Regions from separate parts of the Homo sapiens genome. Here regions 1, 3 and 4 are each linked to region 2. A link is an interaction called in ENCODE POLR2A ChIA-PET data of the cell type or tissue named here. Cell type or tissue: MCF 10A. All regions are shown on one strand. Region 1 has its middle 48 kb from the start of ETS2. Region 2 overlaps LINC02943 (long intergenic non-protein coding RNA 2943). Region 3 overlaps LINC00114 (long intergenic non-protein coding RNA 114). Region 4 overlaps LINC02940 (long intergenic non-protein coding RNA 2940).

The links. Peaks named below come from ENCODE experiments on the same cell type or tissue, not always from the same donor. Only the 100,000 strongest peaks of a DNase experiment are listed, where the experiment ranks them.
Region 1: POLR2A ChIA-PET joins it to region 2 with 8 read pairs; 2 of 35 experiments call an interaction of 5 or more read pairs at or near these places.
Region 3: POLR2A ChIA-PET joins it to region 2 with 5 read pairs; 2 of 35 experiments call an interaction of 5 or more read pairs at or near these places.
Region 4: POLR2A ChIA-PET joins it to region 2 with 11 read pairs; 1 of 35 experiments calls an interaction of 5 or more read pairs at or near these places.

The regions. Positions count from the first base shown.
Region 1 is chr21:38,850,985-38,855,984 of GRCh38, forward strand. No RefSeq gene overlaps it. Among named protein-coding and RNA genes, the nearest start is that of ETS2, 48 kb to the left of the region's middle. In MCF 10A, no CTCF peak of the experiment used is centred here; DNase peaks (open chromatin) are centred at 1,507 and 2,597.
Region 2 is chr21:39,045,670-39,050,669 of GRCh38, forward strand. All of the region lies in intron 3 of LINC02943 (long intergenic non-protein coding RNA 2943), which reads right to left. Among named protein-coding and RNA genes, the nearest start is that of LINC02940, 29 kb to the left of the region's middle. In MCF 10A, no CTCF peak of the experiment used is centred here; DNase peaks (open chromatin) are centred at 2,592 and 3,122.
Region 3 is chr21:38,766,148-38,771,147 of GRCh38, forward strand. All of the region lies in intron 1 of LINC00114 (long intergenic non-protein coding RNA 114), which reads right to left. Among named protein-coding and RNA genes, the nearest start is that of LINC00114, 4.8 kb to the right of the region's middle. RefSeq lists an enhancer at 810-939. In MCF 10A, no CTCF peak of the experiment used is centred here; no DNase peak of the experiment used is centred here.
Region 4 is chr21:38,991,384-38,996,383 of GRCh38, forward strand. LINC02940 (long intergenic non-protein coding RNA 2940) reads right to left here. Exons shown (of 7, transcript XR_007067867.1): 4 at 1,362-5,000. Among named protein-coding and RNA genes, the nearest start is that of LINC01700, 16 kb to the left of the region's middle. In MCF 10A, no CTCF peak of the experiment used is centred here; a DNase peak (open chromatin) is centred at 2,378.

The DNA.
Region 1 (5,000 bases), 190 kb before region 2:
TCCTATTGTTGGTTCTTCGGCCTTTTGCGGTATTTTTTTTTTGGCAAAAATTCTCATTGTTATCTTCTAATCCTCCTGTAGAATTTTGTTTCAGCTCTGTCCTCTTTCCTGCCCCTAATCCTGGAGCTATGAATGTTCCTGCTAGGAGCCTGATCTTGAATCACAAGTATACAGCTCCTCTTAAGTCCTAGAAGGTTTTAATTGTGGGTTTGTCCAGAAAGTTTCCCTCTGCTCCCTGAATTGCCTGTTTTCTCTGAGATCCTTTCTGTCTTGTCTTTAGTTTCTGTTTGTCTGTGTTAGAGGGCTTCCTGTCTGGTGATCCTTGGCTATCTATTCATAGTTAAGAGTGAGACACTAAAATATTTATCAGAAACTGGTGTGCTGGGGCAGGATTTGCCTGTGCAGTGAGAGGCGAAGTACATGTTCAGAGGAGCCCACATTGTTAGCATCTGGAGCCTGTCCTCTGGGTGATGTTGTCCTCAGAGGTCATCTGTTTTCCTGCTTGCTGGTTATAGGTTTGGCTATGGCTGCCCTGGAGCAGGGATGGGGAAGGGGCCAGAAGTCCACCATTCAGTGTGCACAATTCATATCCCCACCTCACCCTGCACTGGAGTGCCAGCTGCCTCGATTTCCCAGAGGATCACCCTCGAGTCTCTCGTGGGATCAAGGAGCTAGTGTCTGCCTGAGCAGCAGATCTAACAACCCTTGGACAGCATTCAATAACCCACCTCTTGCCAACCCCATCTCATCCCAACCTTTCAGAGGGCCTGGAGTCTGATTCCGGAGCCTCTCGGGTGGATCCTCAAGGTCTTCTGCCTGCACCTCTGACTGCAGACACTCGGTAGCCAGCTTCCTTCCCTCTGCTAAGTCACCTCCCACCCATGGCTGTGTCTGCTTTCCTCTTCAGACATAACTCACATTGTCATTCATCTTATTTAATCCCCAGTCCTGGGCTCCTCATCCTGTAAGGTTCCCTGTTTTCATGCTTTTACTGACATTTTAGGGGGGGTGGGCAGAAAAGTAATGAAAGTACATGTACCACCGGCCATGTTTAAGCCTCTTCTGCCTGGGCTGGGCATGGTTGTTCACGCCTGTAATCCCAGCACTTTGGGAGTCCGAGGTGAGTGGACCACCTGAGGTCAGGAGTTCAAGACCAGCCTGGCCAACATGGTGAAACCCCGTCTCTACTAAAAAATACAAAAATTAGCTGGGAGTGGTGTTGGGCGCCTTTAATCCCAGCTACTTGGGAGCCTGAGGCATGAAAATCACTTGAACCCGGGAGGCAGAGGTTGCAGTGAGCCGAGATCAGGCCACTGTGCTCCAGCCTGGGTGACAAGAGTGAAATTCCATCACCAAACAAACAAACAAACAAACAAACAAAAAAGCCCCCCAAAAAACAAAGACTCTTCTGCCCATGCCTGTCAGATACTGAAGGAAAAACGCAAAGCACCTTCCAGGAAAGCTGAGTCACAGAGGTGCACAGAGCCAACCCAGGAGCTTCTCTTTCTCCCACAGCATGCACCCATCCCTAGCAAGTCCTGCCAGCTCTGCTCTAAACAGGACCAGGCTCAAAGCTCATCTCTTCACCTCCTTCACTACCTTCCCTACCATTCGTCTGGGATTCCTGCAGGCACCTCTGACTAGACTGCCCTGCTGTGTCCTCTTCAGTCTACTCTCAGAAATTAGACTCAGCTGGAGAGATTCCTGTTAAAACAAAAGTCAGATAATATGACCCCTTCATTCTAAACCTTCCGACAGCTTCCCATTTCACTCATGACAATATCCTAAGGCCTTACCATGAACTGCAGAGTCAACACAATCTTTCCATATCACCTCCTACTCCTGGCCTCTTTGCTTAATCTGCATCAGGCACACTGAACCCCTTGCCATTTCTCACACACACTGAGTGTGTTCCAGCCCCAGGGCCTTTGCACTTGCTGCTCGATCCCCAGATACTCCTATGATCATGTCTTCACTTACTTCCATGCTCAGCTGAAATGTTACCTTATCAGAGAGACCTCCATTGTTTTATCAATCCATTTGCGGCCTGAAAAAGTCTGATTGTGATTCCTGGGTTCCAAACACCTTGATCCTTCAGCTGCTGATATTACAATCAGAAATTAATACTGGTTATTGGTATTCTGACTTCTATTTGGAATCCACGAAGATCCCTAGGCCAACACTTCTCAAGCTTTAACGTGCATGTGAACCAGAAAGATGCTAGCCAGTGCTTCTTAGACTTTTACATACAAAGGAATCACTTTGAGAGCTTGCCAAATGCAGATTAAGACTCAGCAAGTTTGGGACTAGACCAGAGGTTTGCATCTGTAACACGCGCCCAGGTGATGTTGAGCCTGCTGCTCCCCAGCTTACCTTTTGAACGACAAAGTCTAGACCAAGGTGAGGATACTGTCCCTCTCATCCCAGACACACAAGAGAGGCTGGGCCTTCATCCCTCCCATCCCCACCTGTGGGCAAGTTACTCCATCAGCCAGAAGATGGTCAGCTCTTACAGCCTCAGAGGTCTAATGACGCAACAGCTGCAGCACCTGCTCCCTGGGTGCCCGCCTGTGGGGTGAGTCAGCGGCTGGACTGAGATGACAGCTCATGAGCATGTCTCCTGGGACTGTGCCTGTGGCCTGGGCTTGGGCCAGACTCCGTCAGCAACTAAATGCACCTGGAAGGCTCTCCTCAGCTCTGCAAATCCCACCAGCTGCCTGACCTGCTTTCCCCAAGCCCTACCACTCCTCTCGCCTACTCTTAACTGCCTTCGTCACCCCAGTTAGGTCAAATGGCATTCTCTTCAGAATGACCTCTACCATCTGTTGAGACTCTGTTATCTGCCAGGCAGTGTTGCAGGCATTTCCCTTGCATCATTTGATTTAACTCTCATAAGTGTGCTATGGGATGACTGTTATTACCTTCTTTTAAGATGAGGAAATGACACTGCAGTGACAATAACTAATTTGCTCAGGATCACAAAGCTGGGAAGTGATGGAGGTGGGATCCCAGGCTGGCTCTCTGATTCCATCTTGGGCAGGGGACATCACATCTGTGCCACCACCCTACTTGTGGTCTACCAGGCTCCACCACCTCCATTATCTTAGTGGACAGGTGGAGAAGCACCACCTCATCTTTGTGGAGGGAAATGCTGTACTTCAGCTTCCTTCATCCTAACACCCAGGGAAAAGGAAACATCCCAGTCCCATCTCAGCTAGCTTTCCTGTATTACCTAATATAAGATGGGATAATAACTGAGACTCCCAGGTGAAGGTCACAGCCCAGGGACACAGGCTCACTAAAAACCTGAAACCTAATCATTGGACTCTATATAGAATGATTCGCCTCCCCCATTTCTGCCCAGCACATCCGCAGTGCTCTTTTGTAGTAACTGGAACACAATATAAGCTATATGTCAGTGAGCTTGAAGATATATGAATAGAAACTTCTCAAACTGAAAGACAAAGGGAAGAAAGACTGAAAAAAAAATGGAGCACCATGTTTAAAAATGGCAGGACAATTACAAAAGGTGTAACATATATGTAATGGGAATACCAAAAAAGAAGAAAGGGAGAAAAGAACAGAAAAAATATTTGAAGTAATAATGACTGAGAATTTTCCAAAATTAATGAGACACCAAACCACAGATTCAGGAAACTAAAGAGAACACCAAGCAGGATGGATATTTTAAAACGTATACCTAGGTATATAGTATATATTCAAATTGCAGAAAATCAAAGATGCAGAGAAAATAATGAAAGAATTCAGAGGTGGAAAAAAAACCTACCTTACGTATGGAGGATCAAGCATAAGACTACATCAGACTTCTCCTCGAAAACCATGCAAGTAAAAAGAGAGTGTGGAGTGAAATATTTAAAGGGCTGAAAGAAAGAAAACACCACTAGCTATAGATAGAATTCTGTATCCAGTGAAATTATCCTTCAAAAGTGAATGGCAAATACTTTTGCAGAGAAAGAAAAACGGAAGGGGTTTGCTGCCAGTAGGACTTCCTTGAAAAAGAAGGGAAAATGACATAGGTGAAAAACTCAGGTCTACTAAAAGGAATGAAGAGCATTCAAGAAGAAAGAAACGAAGGCTAAAATGAATAATTTCTTTTTCATATTTTATGCTAATCTAACAGTTTATCATTTTCTTCAAGATAATAATAGTAAACATGTATTGGGTGATTATAGTTTATAAATTAGTGAAATGAATGACAAAAATGTTATAAGAGATGAGGAAAAGAATTGTGAATACTCTGTGATAACATATTCTCACTACACATGAAGTGGTATTGTGTTATTTGAAAATGGACTTGGATCAGTTTTAAGTGTATATTGCAAAATCACAGGCAACTACTAAAAAAATTGTAAAGAAGTATAACTGATATATAATGAAAGAGGAAATAAAATGGAATCATATAAAATTCTCAAGGAAAATCAGAAAAGGAGAAAAAAGTGTAAGAGGAAAAAGAAACAGAACAAGGGAAACACATAGAAACAGTAATAAATATGGTTGATATTATATCAAATATATTAATAATTAGTTTATATGTCAATGTTCTAAATATGTGAATTACAAGACAGACGCTAGCTGGGTGGATTAAAAAAACCAGACCTAACTGTATGTTGTCTACAAGAAACTCACTTTAACTATAAAGACACAATTAGAATACAAGTAAAGAGATAGAGATAGATATACCATGTTAATGCTGGAATATCTGTATTTATATCAGACAATGTGGACTACAGAAAAAGTATCAGGGCAAAGGGGCAAGAAGGGCGGCGTGAGCAAGTGGAGCCAGGAGGAATTTTAGGGCAGTGGAACTCTTCTATGCTTTACTGTAATCGTGCGTGCCTGACATTATGCATTTGTCAAAACTGCTAGAACTGAACAACACATGGAGTGAACCCTCACGTAAACTATGGACTTTCATGGATAATAATGTACCAGTACTTTCATCCATTTTAGCAAACGTACTGCAACAATGCAAAATGCTG
Region 2 (5,000 bases):
CCGACATGACTGGTGCACTCAGTTCTATGCAGAGCATGGAGCCACACACAAAGGTGAACAAGACCCAGCCTGCCTAAGAGGGTCCCTGGGTCTCAGGGGGAAGGCAGGCGGGCAAACGAGTAAATGAAACATAGCAGACTTCACCCTGGAGAAACAAGGGGCCATGAGAACGTGCCAAAGGCAGCAGCTCCCAGTCAAGAGACCCAAAGATGCTTTCAGAGGGAAGGGAAATCTGAGCTAGGTTTTGAAAAATGAAAGACAACAAAGAAGAGTAGTCCCACCTGTGGGCCTTGGAACAGACGGACACAGTGCAATCCAGCTTCCAGAACTTTCCATGTGTGGGGTGAGGAAGTGAGGAAGTCGTGCCTCACAGTGTCTTTTTTTTAATATTTTCAAGTTTTTTTTCTACTTTTTATTTTACCTTTTTTATTGTGGTAAATTATACTTAACGTAAAATTTATATCTTAAGCGTTTTAAGTGCACAGTTCAGCAGCATTAAACACATTCAGGCTGTTGGGCAGCCATCACCACCATCCATCCACAGAACTTTTTCATCACCCCAAACTGAAACTTGTATCCATTAATCATTCCCCTTTCCCTCCCAGCCCCTGGCACCCACCATTCTACTTTCTATCTCTATGGATTTGACTGTTCCAGGAACCTCATACAAGTGGAATCATATATATGGTTTTCTGTGATTGGTTTATTTCACTTATCATAATGTCCTCAAGGTTCATGCATGTTGCAGCATGTGTCAGCATTTCCTTCTTTTTCAAGGCTGAATAATATTATTACGTGGATGGACCACATCTTGCTTCTCCATTCATCTGTCAAAGGACACTTGGGTTGCTTCCACCTCTCGGCTTCTGTGAATGACGTGTCTGTACACGGCAGTGGACCCAGGCCTGCCCATGTCCCCGCCACTCCTCATAGCACCTACCCCTGACCTCGGCGCCGGGGGTCTCCCCTGCATTTGTGTGGTGTCTCTGATCATGCTGGTTCCTAGACATTCACCCTTCAGTCCCAGTGGTAGCAATGCTGACTTTGTGCCTCTTCCGCAGCCCCTCTGTACTCATCTGAGGAGGTGACTATTCCAGGAAATGCTCCAGAACAATTCTCTGCAGAATGCCCCAGGCCCTGGCAGCTGGAAAGGACATCTGAGTCTTCTCTTCCTGAGCAAGCATGCATTTCAAGGAGGGAAGGTCAGATGACACAGTACCAACCCACCTTCTGAATGTCCCAGAGAAGCCATTGCCAGGCAATATTTTTAGGACCTCCATGAGCAGAGAACAGCATTTTTTCCTGGAGGTTATTAGCAGGCTCAGTGCAATGCAAACATCAGATAACAGCATTGCACTCTATAAAGTGTGTGTGTGTGTGTGTGTGTGTGTGTGTGTGTGTGTGTATACATGTGATGCAGACTGGCACCCAACAGCAAAAGACCTCCATGTAGCCTGGGCCACCAGGCCACAAGAATGACTCTCTAGGGATCATATGTCCCAAGAGCAAGCTCAATGCTCCTCTAACTGGACAATTCCCACCCACCCCTGGGATGAGCCAGCATGACTGTGCCATTGATACCTGGAGCAGGAATTCAACCTGAAGATCTAGGGGTAGGGGCGGGATTCCGATGGAGGGAAGAAGAGTGAAGTGTTTAATTGGTGATCAATATATGCATATCAAGAACAAACAACTACAGTATGAGGTGGAATACAAAAATTCTCACGAATTTGTGCAGAACATGAGAAAGCATCTATCTGTTTAAACAGCCTCCAAGGACAGTGCCATATTGGTACCAGAAAGAAGGAACGGTCCTGCTCCTTTATTCCTTCCTCTCCTGGCCCCTCCCCTCCCTGGAGACAGGTAGGGGGAGGGGAGAGGAGGAAGGAGCTTATATTAGTCTGTTTTCATGGTGGTAATATAAGACATACCTGAGACTGGGTAATTTATAAAAGAAAGAAGTTTAATGGACTCACAGTTCCACATGGCTTGGAAGGTCTCAAAATCATGGCGGAAGGCAAAGGAGAAGCAAAGGTATGTCTTACATACGTCTCATGAGACATATTCACTATCACAACAATAGCACGGGAAAGACCTGCCCCCATGATTCAATTACCTCCCATCAGGTCCCTCCCACAGCACGCAGTAATTATGGGAGCTACAATTCAAGATGAGATTTGGGTGGGGACACAGCCAAACCTTATCAGAGCTATCCTAAGTAAAAAGACAAGAACCAACCCCCCATTCCCAAGGCATATTTTCTGTCTGCAGCTGGCCCTGGAAGAAAAGAATCTTCTATTTTGAGTGAGGTGAGGAGTTTTCATGAGTAGATGAGGCTGGACATACTAATTACTGAGCAGAGAGAGACTTTATGGAGAATGAAATGCCCAGAGAATTTTTGATGATGAGAAAGTCACCAGAGGAACAAAGGAATCTGCCTTGATTTCAATCAAGGCGTCATGGAAGAGGAGCTCATCTCATGGGAACAACATGCAGAAAAGAATCCAGTTGTTTCCCTGTAGCCTATAAGTCCTGTCATTCACTGTTCTGGGAAAACCCTCCCTGGCCTGCAGGCTGGTTGACGAGTTGTTTGGAGGTTACCAGGGAAACGCCTCAAGGTGGGGCTTTCAGAGAACAGGAGCCACAATAGGGCCTCCGAGCTCAGGAGCCACAGCCGTGATACAGCCTCTGATAGTAAATTCCCTACAGGGATAAAAAGATAGGAGCCCTGGAGGGGATGATTCTTAAAGTCATTCTCACATGCAGTCGACATGCATGAGGTTGCCTGATAAAATACAGGACACCCAGTTAAAGCTGAATTACAGATAAACAATGACTAATTTTTTAGTATAAGTACATCCCAAATATTGCAAGAAATGTATCTGAAATATATTGCAAAAAATAAAAAATTAGCACTGGTTATCTGAAATTTAATTTAACAAGTCATCCTATATTTTTACAGTTTTACTGAGTTATAATTTACATACTATTCAACCCTACCATTTAAAGCGTACAATTCAATGCTTTTTAATATATTCACGAGGTTGTGCAACCATCGCCACAATCAATTTTAGAACATTTTCATCAGCCCCAAAGGAATCCACATCCATTAGTCACACCCACTCCCTATGCCAGCCCCAGCCCCAGGCCCTGACATCCACTAATCTACTTTCTGTCTCTAGAGATCGGCCTATTCTGGACATTTTGTATAAATGAAAGCACACAACATGTGGTCTTCAGGAGTGGCTTCTTTGATTTAGCATGTTTTTTCAAGGTTCATCCATGTTGTAATATGTATCAGTACTTCATTCCTTTTTATTGCTAAATAATATTCCACTGTATGGATACAACAGATTTTATTTATCCAATCATCAGTTGATGCACATTTGGGTTGCCTCCACTTTTTTGGCTATTATAATAAAACTGCTGTAAACACTTGTGTTTAAGTTTTTTGTAAACATATGTTTTCATTTCTCTTGCATATATATATATAGGAATACAATTTCCGGGTCACATGGAAACTCTATGTTTAACATTTTGAGAAATTTCTAAACTGTTTCCCATAGCAGCTGCACTTTTTAAAAATATATATATATGCGGCCAGGCGCGGTGGCTCACGCCTATAATCCCAGCACCTTGGGAGGCCAAGGCAGGCGGATCACGAGGTCAGGAGATTGAGTCCATCCTGGCTAACACTGTGAAACCCCGTCTCTACTAAAATATAAAAAAAATTAGCCGGGCATGGTGGTGGGTGCCTGTAGTCCCAGCTACTTGGGAAGCTGAAGCAGGAGAATGGCGTGAACCCAGGAGGCAGAGCTTGCACTCCAGCCTGGGTGACAGAGCGAGACTCCATCTCAAATATATATATATATATACACACACACACACACACACACACACACACACATTCTCACTAGCAACATCCAAGGGTTCCAATTTCTTCACATCCTCACTACATTTATTAGTTTCTGGTTTTTTCATGATAGACATCCTGGTGGTGTGAAGTGGTATCTCATTGTGATTTTGATTTACATTTTTCTAATGGCTAATGAACATCTTTTCATGTGCTTATTGGTCATTTATGTATCTTCTTTTTCTTTTCTTTTTTTTTTTAATTTGAGACATAGTCTTGCTCTGTCACCCGGGCTGGAGTGCGGCGTCACGATCTCAGCTCACTGCAACCTCCGCCTCCCAGGTTCAAGCAATTCTCCTGCCTCAGCCTCCTGAGTAACTGGGATTACAGGCACGCACCACCATGCCCAGCTAATTTTTTTGTATTTTTAGTAGAGATGGGGTTTTGCCATGTTGGCCAGCCTGCTCTCCAACTCCTAACCTCAGGTGATCCACCTGCCTTGGCCTCCCAAAGTGCTCAGATTATTGGCATGAGCCACCACACCTGGCCTGTGTATCTTTTTTGGAAAAAAAAAAAAATCTTCTCAGATCCCTGGCTTGTTTCTTAATTGAGTTGTTTATCTTTCTGTTATTGATTTTTAAGGGTTCTTTATATGTTCTGGATACTAGACCTCATCAGATATATGACTTGCAAATCTTTCCTCCCATTCTGTGGGCTGTCTTCTCATTTTCTTGATGGTCTCCTTTGAAACCCAAAACTCTTTCATTTTGATAAAGTCCAATTTATCTATTTCTTGTTGTTGTTGTTGCTGTTGTTGTTGTTGTTGTTGTTTTGAGAGACAGTTTCACTCTGTTGCCCAGGCTGGAGTGCAATAGTGCACTCCAGCAACCTCAGCCTCCCAGGTTCAAGAGATTCTCCTGCCTCATCCTCCCAAGTAGCTGGGATTACAGGCGTGCCATCATGCCCAGCTAATTTTTGTATTTTTAGTAGAGACAGGGTTTTGCCATGTTGGCCAGGCTGGTCTTGAACTCCTAACCTCAAGTGATCCACCCGCCTCGGCCATCCAAAGTGCTGGGATTACAGGCATGAGCCACCACACCTGGCCTTATTGTTATTGTTTGTGCTTTTGGTGTCATAGCTAAGAAGG
Region 3 (5,000 bases), 280 kb before region 2:
CCAGTGAAATTACTTAAGTTGAGGTCATATGAGAAAGGGTGGGCCCTTCATCCAAGAAGATTGGTGTCTTTATAAGAAGAGAAGAAGGGACACCGACATAAAGGGAAGAGGACAGCCACGTATGTGATGATGCAGACAGAGACTAGAGGGATGAGTCTGCAAGCCAAGGAATGCAAGGATGGCTGGCAACACCAGACGCTCAAAAGAGATAAGAAAGGATCCTTCCCTACAGTCTTCAGAAGGAGCAAGGCCCTGCTAACATGTTGATCTTGGACTTCTGGCTTCCAGAACCATAAGGGGGTTCTGGTGGTTTATGGTGCTTTGTTGCACCACCTGGTTTATGGTGCTTTGTTGCAGCAGCCCTTGGAAAGGTAATTGAATGTCCCGTGAGGTGTCATGAGGGTGTGACCTGGAATTAGCTCTGCTGCTCTGCATGGCATCACTTTTTTTGTCCTTAGTTTGATTCCCCTTATTAAAAGTAGCTGGAGGCCGGGTGCAGTGGCTCACATCTGTAATCCCAGCAGTTCAGGAGGCCGATGCAGGTGGATGGCTTGAGGCCAGGAGTTCAAGACTAGCCTGAGCAACATGGAGAAACCCTGTGTCTACAAAAAAAAATATGTATATATATACAAAAATTAGCTGGGCATGGTGGCACACACCTATAGTCCCAGCTACTCAGGAGGCTGAAGTGGGAGGATTGCTTGAGCCTAGAAGGTAAAGGCTGCAGTGAGTTGAGATCGCACCACTGCACTCCAGCCTGGGCAACAGAGTGAGAACCTGTCTCAAAAACAAAACAAAACAAAACAAAAAAAAAACAAAGAGTAATTGCTTTTAAACCCAAAGCTAGGTGATAGTGAGTGTTTGTGTGCTAACTTCCGGTGAGCACTCACATGCCTATCTCGCTGGAGTCCTATGTTCCCAGGCTTGCATCTGTCTGCCTGTTCCCCCTACGTCTCCACCCACAGAGGTAGCCGCGGCTCTGCAGCTCTGGAGCCTCAGGGCTGGAAGCAGGTGAGGGGAGGCCTTTGTTGATCCTGCTCAACCAATGCCCCCGCTGCCACATAGAAGAAACGGTGGACGTGTTTAGAAAATGATACCAAGTTTACCCCTGAAACGCAATTGCATATCCTGTGCAGGCTGAGTGAGGCAAGGTGAAACTATTGACTGGTATCACTTGAGATAGAGCCAACTGTTCAAACTGAAACTGAAAGACAGCGTGGTCCCTCTGAGGAAAAAAGGGCAGAAGTAAAAGCACGAAATTGTCACTTGTGTAGTGGCAAACAAAAAAGAAAGAGAAAATAGGTTTCACTTATTTAAATTATAAAAGTAGTTAGTATGTGCTGATTCAAAAAACTTAAAAGATACAGAAGTGTATAAGATAGAAACAGAACTGCGTCTGCCTCCACCTCCTCCCCTGCCCACAAGCCAGCCCTCCACTTTCAGACTCCACAGAAGCAACTGTTTTAATGCGTGGTAAACATATTTAGAAGAACTTTCTCTGCTGTGCATAAAAGCATGCTCTAACATCATTTGGTTTCACTTCATTTTATTTTAAAACCACAGTATTCAATGACTTGCTTTTCTACTCACTAGTATATTATGGGCAACTTTTCATAGCAATGAATACAGATTTATCTCAGAACGTAATCTTGAATCAATTTCAGAATAACTCTGTGGGATACATGGGTGATTATAAATTCACAACGTGCCTTGGGGGAATATACCACCTGTTTCTATGGACGCAATTTGCAGTACATTAATTCGGCACACCACAAAGGCTGGACAGTTATCAATAGATTGGGTCAAGAAGAGAAGTATACAAAACATTCAGCTAGCTTTAAAGCTAAGGTTTGTCACCACAAATCTATGAAGTGTCTCTTCCGTGAGTTGGAGAAAGTGATTATTAGAGAAGCCTCAATAAAGGTCAACAGTTACAGATGATTTGAAATTTTGCCAACGTAGAAAACAGTTGGAAAACCATTGGAAATTATATTTTTTATCTTGAGTCAAGTAGGAAATAAACTTAATTTACATAGTGTAAGAATGGTTGATATACAATGTAATCCTAAATCTTAAAATTGCTGGAGATAAATCACAAAGAAAACCAAAAAGATCCAAAAAAAAAAAAGGAGTTAAAAGAGAAGATTTCATCTTCTTTCAGAGGATAAACAATCTCAAGATTCCATAATTCTTTGAATGTCTCAGAAAAACAAAATTCGTTCAAGCTACTTCAGATATTTGGAAGAACAAAATTAATTTTCCCCACCCAGATGAATCATTCTATCAGAGGTTCTCAACTGGGGGCGATTTTGCCCCCCACCCCCGGGGGACATTTGACAATGTCTGGAAACATCTTTGATTGTCACCACTGGGGGCAAACGGTGGGAGGATGTGCTGCTAGTCTTAGTAGGTGGAGGCCAGGGATGCTGCTCAACATCCTACAACGCACGGGACGACCCCCGCCACGGAGAATGATCCGGCCTCAAATGCCAACAGTGCTGAGGCCGAGAAACTCTATGTGATACTTTCCTAAAGGGACTGCTTTCTGTTTCATTCTCTTATTTAATCAACTTCACAAACACATCAGAAACATAGGTCACATCCTTTTCTTGTGAATCTAAACCAGTCTAGCTTAAAACACCCTAACCTTCCTCCAAAACAAAATAGAAGTGAACATTTTGTATGAGAGTGACTCACATGTAAAACTATGACGTGAGGATAAACAGTAATGCCCGAAACATACAGCAGGCCTTCCAGGCAGGCAAGAGATGACTTCAGACATTGGAGGGTAGGTCACGTCTCACGCAACAAATCCAGAAACCATCCTGCAACTCACAAGAAATCTGCTTGTAGCTTGAAAAGGATTCTGAGCCAGGAGAACAAGGTTAAAATTATTTCCAACATAAAGGAAAGGAACAGGAACTTAGCCTCTTACGTGCTTAATCACCTAATAAGACACACACACACTCGCACACAAATCACACACACACATACACACACACACACTTAAAATACTTATTTTGGATTCTTGTGAATAAAATCCAGCTCAAGTCTATGGGAAAAAAAAATCATGGCCAGAAAAGTCTTTCCATTTTCACTGGGTACCAGCCAATAAATCTTAGCCTCTGATGCTCTACTGAATTCAGCTTCTCACTTTCCTACCCTGCTCCCATCCCACCCCCACACCGAATCAGCGCCAGCTCTGGATTTTACACTCGTAAGCTCAGCTCAGGCCCTGGTAGAGGTGGAGCATCTCATTGCCTTATTCATACCTGCTTTGAAAGATATCCTTGTCTTACTCAGTTGGAAGCTCTATAAGCCCCCCATTAAGGCCAAAGAATGTGAAACATCACAAACAGCACAGCATCATGTACATAAACTGTTTATTTAAGAGCGGGCAGTCATAGACTGTGGGTGATCCGGGAGATGCATCAGTAGATTTCCTGTGGCCTCAGAAAAATCCACGCAGTAACCGCAACAGAGAGATGACAAAGAGTCGGTTGCAGGAGGCCTCTGCCCAGGGAGGGTGGCCACCTACCCTGTGCAGTTCAGGCAGAGCACAAAGGCTCCTCCCAGGGCCCTGGGGAAGGCTGAATCCAGCCTGCCCCTGGCTTACCTAGCTTGGCCCCGGGCAGAGCACTTTTCCTCCACCCCTCACAGAGGCGCAGGTTACTTGTACCAGCCCGATGCAAATGCTTTGGTGAATGGGCTACCCTAAAACAGAGGATGATGAAGAACGATGGCCATTCCCAGAGTATAATGAGGGATTCCCTTTAAGTGAGCTTTGCTCTGCCCTCTGCGTTTTCATTAGAAACCAGAAAACTGCTGAGCCTAATTTGTGTTTAAGCCATCATAAACTAAATAATCAGTTCCTATTAATGACCCTAATTATTCAGCTCCTATTTTTAAATGCTGGTCTTTCAGCATGCTCTATGTGGGTGGTTTTAATTAAGCCTAATTGTAGATACGTCACATCCAAACAGACACCCTACTCAAATGATTAATAGAGCTTGGAATCTAGTTCACTAAATAGGGGTTTGCAATGGGATGATGGTGTCTATCAAGCTGAAACGTATCATATAAATTATTTCTCTGATAACTCTAATGGCAGAGAGAATTGTTTATTAGAGTCATTTAGGATTAGAGCCACCACTGGTCTCAGAAGCTACATTCTCAGAGCAGTTGTCAAGTTTGCTGAAAGATTGTTTTCTTAAATTAGCTCTAAGTTGGAATGTACTGGTTTTTCTTTTGCATTTATATTCCCAGAGGCCTTCTTCTTTAAAAGTGTCTTCTGACATGGCAAAATAACTATCATTTAAGAAGCACTAATCTTAACTAAAAACAAACAAACAACTCACCTTCAATGTAAAGACCGATTGCTCCTCTTTAGCCCTTCCCTAGAAATCAGCTTTTGATCACTGACCAAGCACTCTCAAGCTTCCGATTCCCCTAAATCTCACCTGATTTTCCAACACCTCCGAGAGCTTGACATTGCCACTTTTTACACATGAGAGGTGAGGATATCGAACCTCTGAAAGGTTATCTGATCAGCCTGGGATCTCCTGGGGCAGAGCTGGGCTTAAGAATCACCTGCTTGAGATTTCACCTGCAATTGCCTGACCCATGGGGCTGTGACTTCTTGGATTAAAGCATCATCCATGCACCTTGTCACTCTACATGGGCAGAGCAAGCCAACCTAGAAACCAATCAGGAGCCACCATAACAAACACAGCCGTGACTCAGCTCTCCACCTGCACACCTCCACCTGCCCATCAGTCCACATTGGACACTTAACACCCACAAAGGATTTGAAATTTTCCCAACGGCCTCTCACAGGACACATAAAAGCAAACACAAGCTGTCCTCAGTGCTGTGCTACAGAATACGTTATCCATTGGTTGATCACACAGATCCAGTGAAATATTGTCAGGGAGTTCATTTGAAAACTGTTGTTGCCATGATGTGCTTGTAGTGCCGTCTGTCAGAGCAGATATTGACCC
Region 4 (5,000 bases), 54 kb before region 2:
TGCATACAGGAGGGGCCTCTGCAAGCTGAGGAGGGGACTCAGGAGAAAGCAAACCCACGGGTGCTTTGACCTTGAACTTGTGACGTTGAGCTTCCAGAACTCTGAAAAATAAACTCCTGCTGTTTAAACCCCCAGTCTGTGGTCCTCTGCCATGACAGTCCCAACAAACCAATACAAAGACAATCAGAGAGCCAGAGGCCACGGGGCTCCTGCCGGTGTGGGTGCCTTAGGCAACACGCCCCATCCCTGGGGTCCTGGGCGCACCAAACCCACCCCTGGCTCCTGGATACCACCTCAGGACCACAGCTCCATTCATCCAGAGGCCAAGTGGGCAGCCTGAGGCAGTAAGAAGAACACTCACTGGAATGAGCCGTTCAGGGCTTTGGGATCCCCTCCTCCAGGCAGCCTTCTCTGGCTGCAGCCACCCTCCTCTGAGCCAGGTACCCTGCACTACTCCTCCAGGCTCTCAAAGAACCCTGGAGTCCCACGTATCAGAGCACTTTCCACACCGTGTGCTGACTTCCCGGCTCCCAGAGCCCAGCCCTAGGAGATCCTTGTTCTGGGGCACGTTTCTGCCTTTCCTTATCCCTATCTTTCTCCTCCTCACTCAGCACCTGGCCCTCGATGAGCAGGGTTCTCATATTTAACAGCTGTCCACTGGTCATGACACCTGGGTGCTGGAGGGAGCAGGAGCATGGGCACTGAAGCCTGCTGGGCGGGGGGTCCAGATGCTACTGAGCGGAGAAGGAAAGGTGTCTCGGCAGAGTGAACAGTGTGTGTGCCGGCCCAGAGGTGAGCCGCAGCAGCTGCGGTGGCTGGAGAAGTTCAGGAGGGTTGTGGAAAAAAGCAAGAGGAGGTGGGGAGGGCTTCAGAGGGGGCTGGAGAGGTTGGTAAGGGCTAGGCCACCAAGGACCCTATGAGCAGTTCAGGGCTTTAGGATCTACTGAGAAGGGAACAACCCTAGGGGTTCTCTGCAGGTTGCAAGCCCTCTGGCCCCCCAGTGGCCAGGGGTCTTCAAATCCCATAACCCCCACCCATGGTATTCTGCCCCTAAGGATGTCCACGGATGAGAAGATTGGCCTTCCAAGATTCTCCATCAACCCCTCAGCGAGGCTTCAGCAGCACTGAGCCCAGCAGAGACTTCTGTAGCACCCGAAAGCCTCCTTCTGTCTTGGGAGCCTCATCTGATCTGCTGTATCATGCGTCCCTGCCCTCTCCTCTCTGGGGCCTCTTTCCTTCCATCATCAGGGGAACTTGCTCCCCTGAAAGGAGAGGGCCAAGATGGGAACATTGTGCTATGTCAGCAGCCAGACACACAGCCCGCTGAGCTCCAAACAAAAGAAGTCCCAGGACCCAGGCACCTTTGTCAAAAGACAGCCAATGTAGCCTCTGTTCCAGGAAGGCTCCAGCCTGTGGCCTGTGGGGGTGAAGACAAGCTCCTGCACAATCTGGCCCATTGGATATAAAACATCTATTTGACTTCGGAGAGGGGAAAATATATCACATTGCTAAGATGTCCTTGGTTGCAGTGAATAGCCCAGGGAGAGGTGGAACAATTCATTCCAGAGACCAGCATGAGTGAGGAAGTTGACAAGGACAACGTGGGGCTTTCCAAACAAAAGAAGGAAGAGGCCAAGATAAGGATTTGGTACATTTGGCCAACAAATGGAGGAAATAATCATTTCCAAACCATTCTTGAATGTGCATTTCATCCATATTTATAAGAATGCAAGCCTGCACACGCTTTCCACCCTGTGTCACCCCATCATGGGCAGGGACTTGGTTTACAGACTTTTATATTTGCAGATGGCATCTCTCGTGCACATACATTTTGCGTATACTTTGACATAAATAAACCCGGTTTGGTTTTAAGAAATTTTAAACAAGTGATGTAAAAATATTGAAATAAGATGCTAAGGTTTATTTGGAGTTCTCCTAGGATGCTGAAGAGGTGGAAAGAATAATTTCCAGAATGAAATAATTCCTCAAACATGTTAGACATTATATCAACTCTAGCACAATGCTATGTATGCAGCAAGAGGGTGATAGTATCTGTGATTGGCTGAATTAATTAATCAATCTTAGGCATTCAACAAATATTTATTAAACAGTTAAATGAATGGAGGCAAGGGATAGGATTGGTGCATTTAAGTTCACATGTTAACAAACCCCCATAATAAGCTTCAGCAGTTGTACAATTTGTTGTTGGCATCCTAAGTTCTGAAATGCAATATATTCTACATTTTCTCCCCCTTATTTCCTCTCCCAAAGTTTCTAAAAAATGAAACAAAACATCCGTGTGCATGAGTGATCCCTGGCAACCTGCCATAGTCCACATTCCTTCTCTCTGAGACTCTCTCTGATATTCAGTTCTTGGCCTCCACTTGTCCCCAGATCATGTCCAGACGGCTGCAGGCTCCAAATGCCCAGAAGTCAGCTAATCCCAGGATCGGCAACAAACCTTGGCTCTGGGCAGACCTCTTACCTTTTCAAGAGCTTTTTCATTGGGTCTTTGATTTTATTTCACCAACTCTGTGAGTCAGGACAGGCATGTTCTCGTATTCTCACTCTCTTTCATACAGACACATACATGCACAAACATGAACACTTACCCCACATGCTCATGCTCACCTCATCCAAGGAACCCAAGGCCCTGGCGTCCAGAGAATGAGAGCTCCCGGGGCTAGCTGCTGAGGGTCAAGGCCGAAACCAGCTCAAGATTTCCTTCCCCCACCAGTGCCGTCCCTGTCCCCATGCAGGGCAATGGTCCACCCATTCCCAAGAAAAGGCCTCCAACTCCCTTCGTCCAGTTCCCTGCCCCTGGGCCTGTCCTCATTCTCGCTCTGCTGAAGTTGACACAGGCCTCGCTCCTGTGCAGGGGTGGGACGCGGTGGGGGAGCTACATTTAGACAAGGAAAGGGCCCCCAGGCTTCTGAGTGCGCGTACACACAGACAGGCCTCTGGGACATATTCTGGATGGCTCTGGGCAGATGGCTGTGTTTCCTCTTTTTTCCAGAAAAAAATTCCAGACGACGCAATGATCACAAATGCCAATATCCTAGTAATTGATAGGACTGGATCACACTATGTGAAAAGAAAAGGCGCCCCACAGGCTTTATATACATGTGCGCCGTGCACGCTCTCTCTGTCTCTAGCTCTGTCTCTGTGGACCTGTGTCAATGCTCTGTTGGTCTCTGTCTCTCTTTGTGTGCTTCTGTCTCTCTCTGTGTGCCTCTGTCTCTCTCTGTAGCTCTGTCTCTCTCTGCCTGTGTTCCCCTATGTCTCTGTCTGTCTCTGTCTCTCTCTGTAGCTCTGTCTCTCTCTGCCTGTGTTCCCCTATGTCTCTGTCTCTCTGTCTCTGTCTCTCTCTGCCTGTGTTCCCCTATGTCTCTGTCTCTCTGTCTCTGTCTCTCTCTGTCTCTGTCTCTCTGTGTGTCTCTCTGTCTCCCCTCTCCCTCTCTCTCTCTGTCTCTCACACACATATCCCTCACTGTGCGTCCAACTCAGCTCAAGCCCGTCTCCCTTGCACTTCCTATAAGCCCCTCTTGGAATGGCCTACCCAGAAGGGGCACTCAAAAGTGGGGACGCATTAACTTTCAGAATATCTGACCTCGCCACATGACCTCAGCCGGACTCTGGGTCCATGCAGGGAGTGGAAAATATCCCCAAGTGTAGCTGAGATGAGGCCTTGGAGTTAAGAGGTGAGCAGAGGAGAAGAAACCAGAGAAGAACATTAGAAAGAAGAGATTTGGAAAACTTTCTTTCATTAAACAAATGCCCGCCATGGCCAAGCACCTTTTGTATGTGAGGTGCTGTTCTAGTCACCGGGCCTGCGGCAGGAAGGATGAGACAGCCCACCCGCAGGAGGCTGACTGGAAGGGAACAGCCTCGGGAGACAGAGAAAGACAGGAATGAAGCGCTGGGCACAGCCAGCAGTAATACATGCAGCAGAAGAATGAAGCAAGGTGAGGGAAGAAAGCGTAGGGGGTGCCTGCAAACTTAAGCAGTGAATTCATCCACCAGGGCTGCCATCACAAAGTCTGCAGACTGGGCGGCTTAAACAATACACATTTAGTTTTTCACACTTGTGGAGGCTACGAGTCTGAGATCAAGGTGCCGGCAAAGTTAGTTTCTCCTGAGGCCCCTCTCCTTGGCTTGCAGGTGGCCTCTTTTCCTCGCCAGGTCTTCAAACGGTCTTCCCTCTGTGTGTGTCCTAATCTCTTCTTATAAGGACACCAGCCGGATTGGATTAGGGCCCACCCCATGACCTTCTTTTATCTTAATTACCTCTGGAAAGACCCTATCTCCAAATTCAGTCACATTCAGAGGTGCTGAGGTTTGAGGCTTCAGCCTATGGATTTTGGGGGACACGATTCAGCCCATAACAGATGTGGTGCAAGCTGGACACCCTCTGTGTGGACCCGCAGACCCACCCTTCCTGCTTTTCTTCTCTGCCCTTTGCCCCAGGACACCGACCTACAAAATGCATTTATGACTCCCTGCCTCCCAGCCCCATGAAGCGGGAGCACATGAAGACATGCCAAGGAGGGAGGAGGGTGTTTATCCCCGGCCCCTCCCTGCTTGCTTGCTTCAGGCAGGCAGCATCTCTCTACCCTGAGGCAACAGCACCTGTTAGGAGATGCACCTGCTCCATCCAGCTCTCTCCCCAGGTTCTGCTGATGATAATGGCTGCCTCCCCTTGGCCCTTCAGACAGAGCACTGGTAAGTTCTCCCCACTGTCTCTAGACCTGGGGTGTTGCAACAACCTAAACCCTGCCCCCAGCTTTGTAATAGTACCTTTCCTAAATTCTACTCTTAAATTGCCACATCTTAGTGGGCCATCCGACCAATACAGGGGGATCAGGCAGGAAGAATCAGAGAAAGAAAAAGGAAATCAAGAAAAAATGGTGTCCCAGAAGCCAAGATCATTTCAAGAAGTGGGGCATGATCTTGTGATAAGAGTTGCAGAGGTTAAGAACTTGAAGAGAGGCCATGCATGT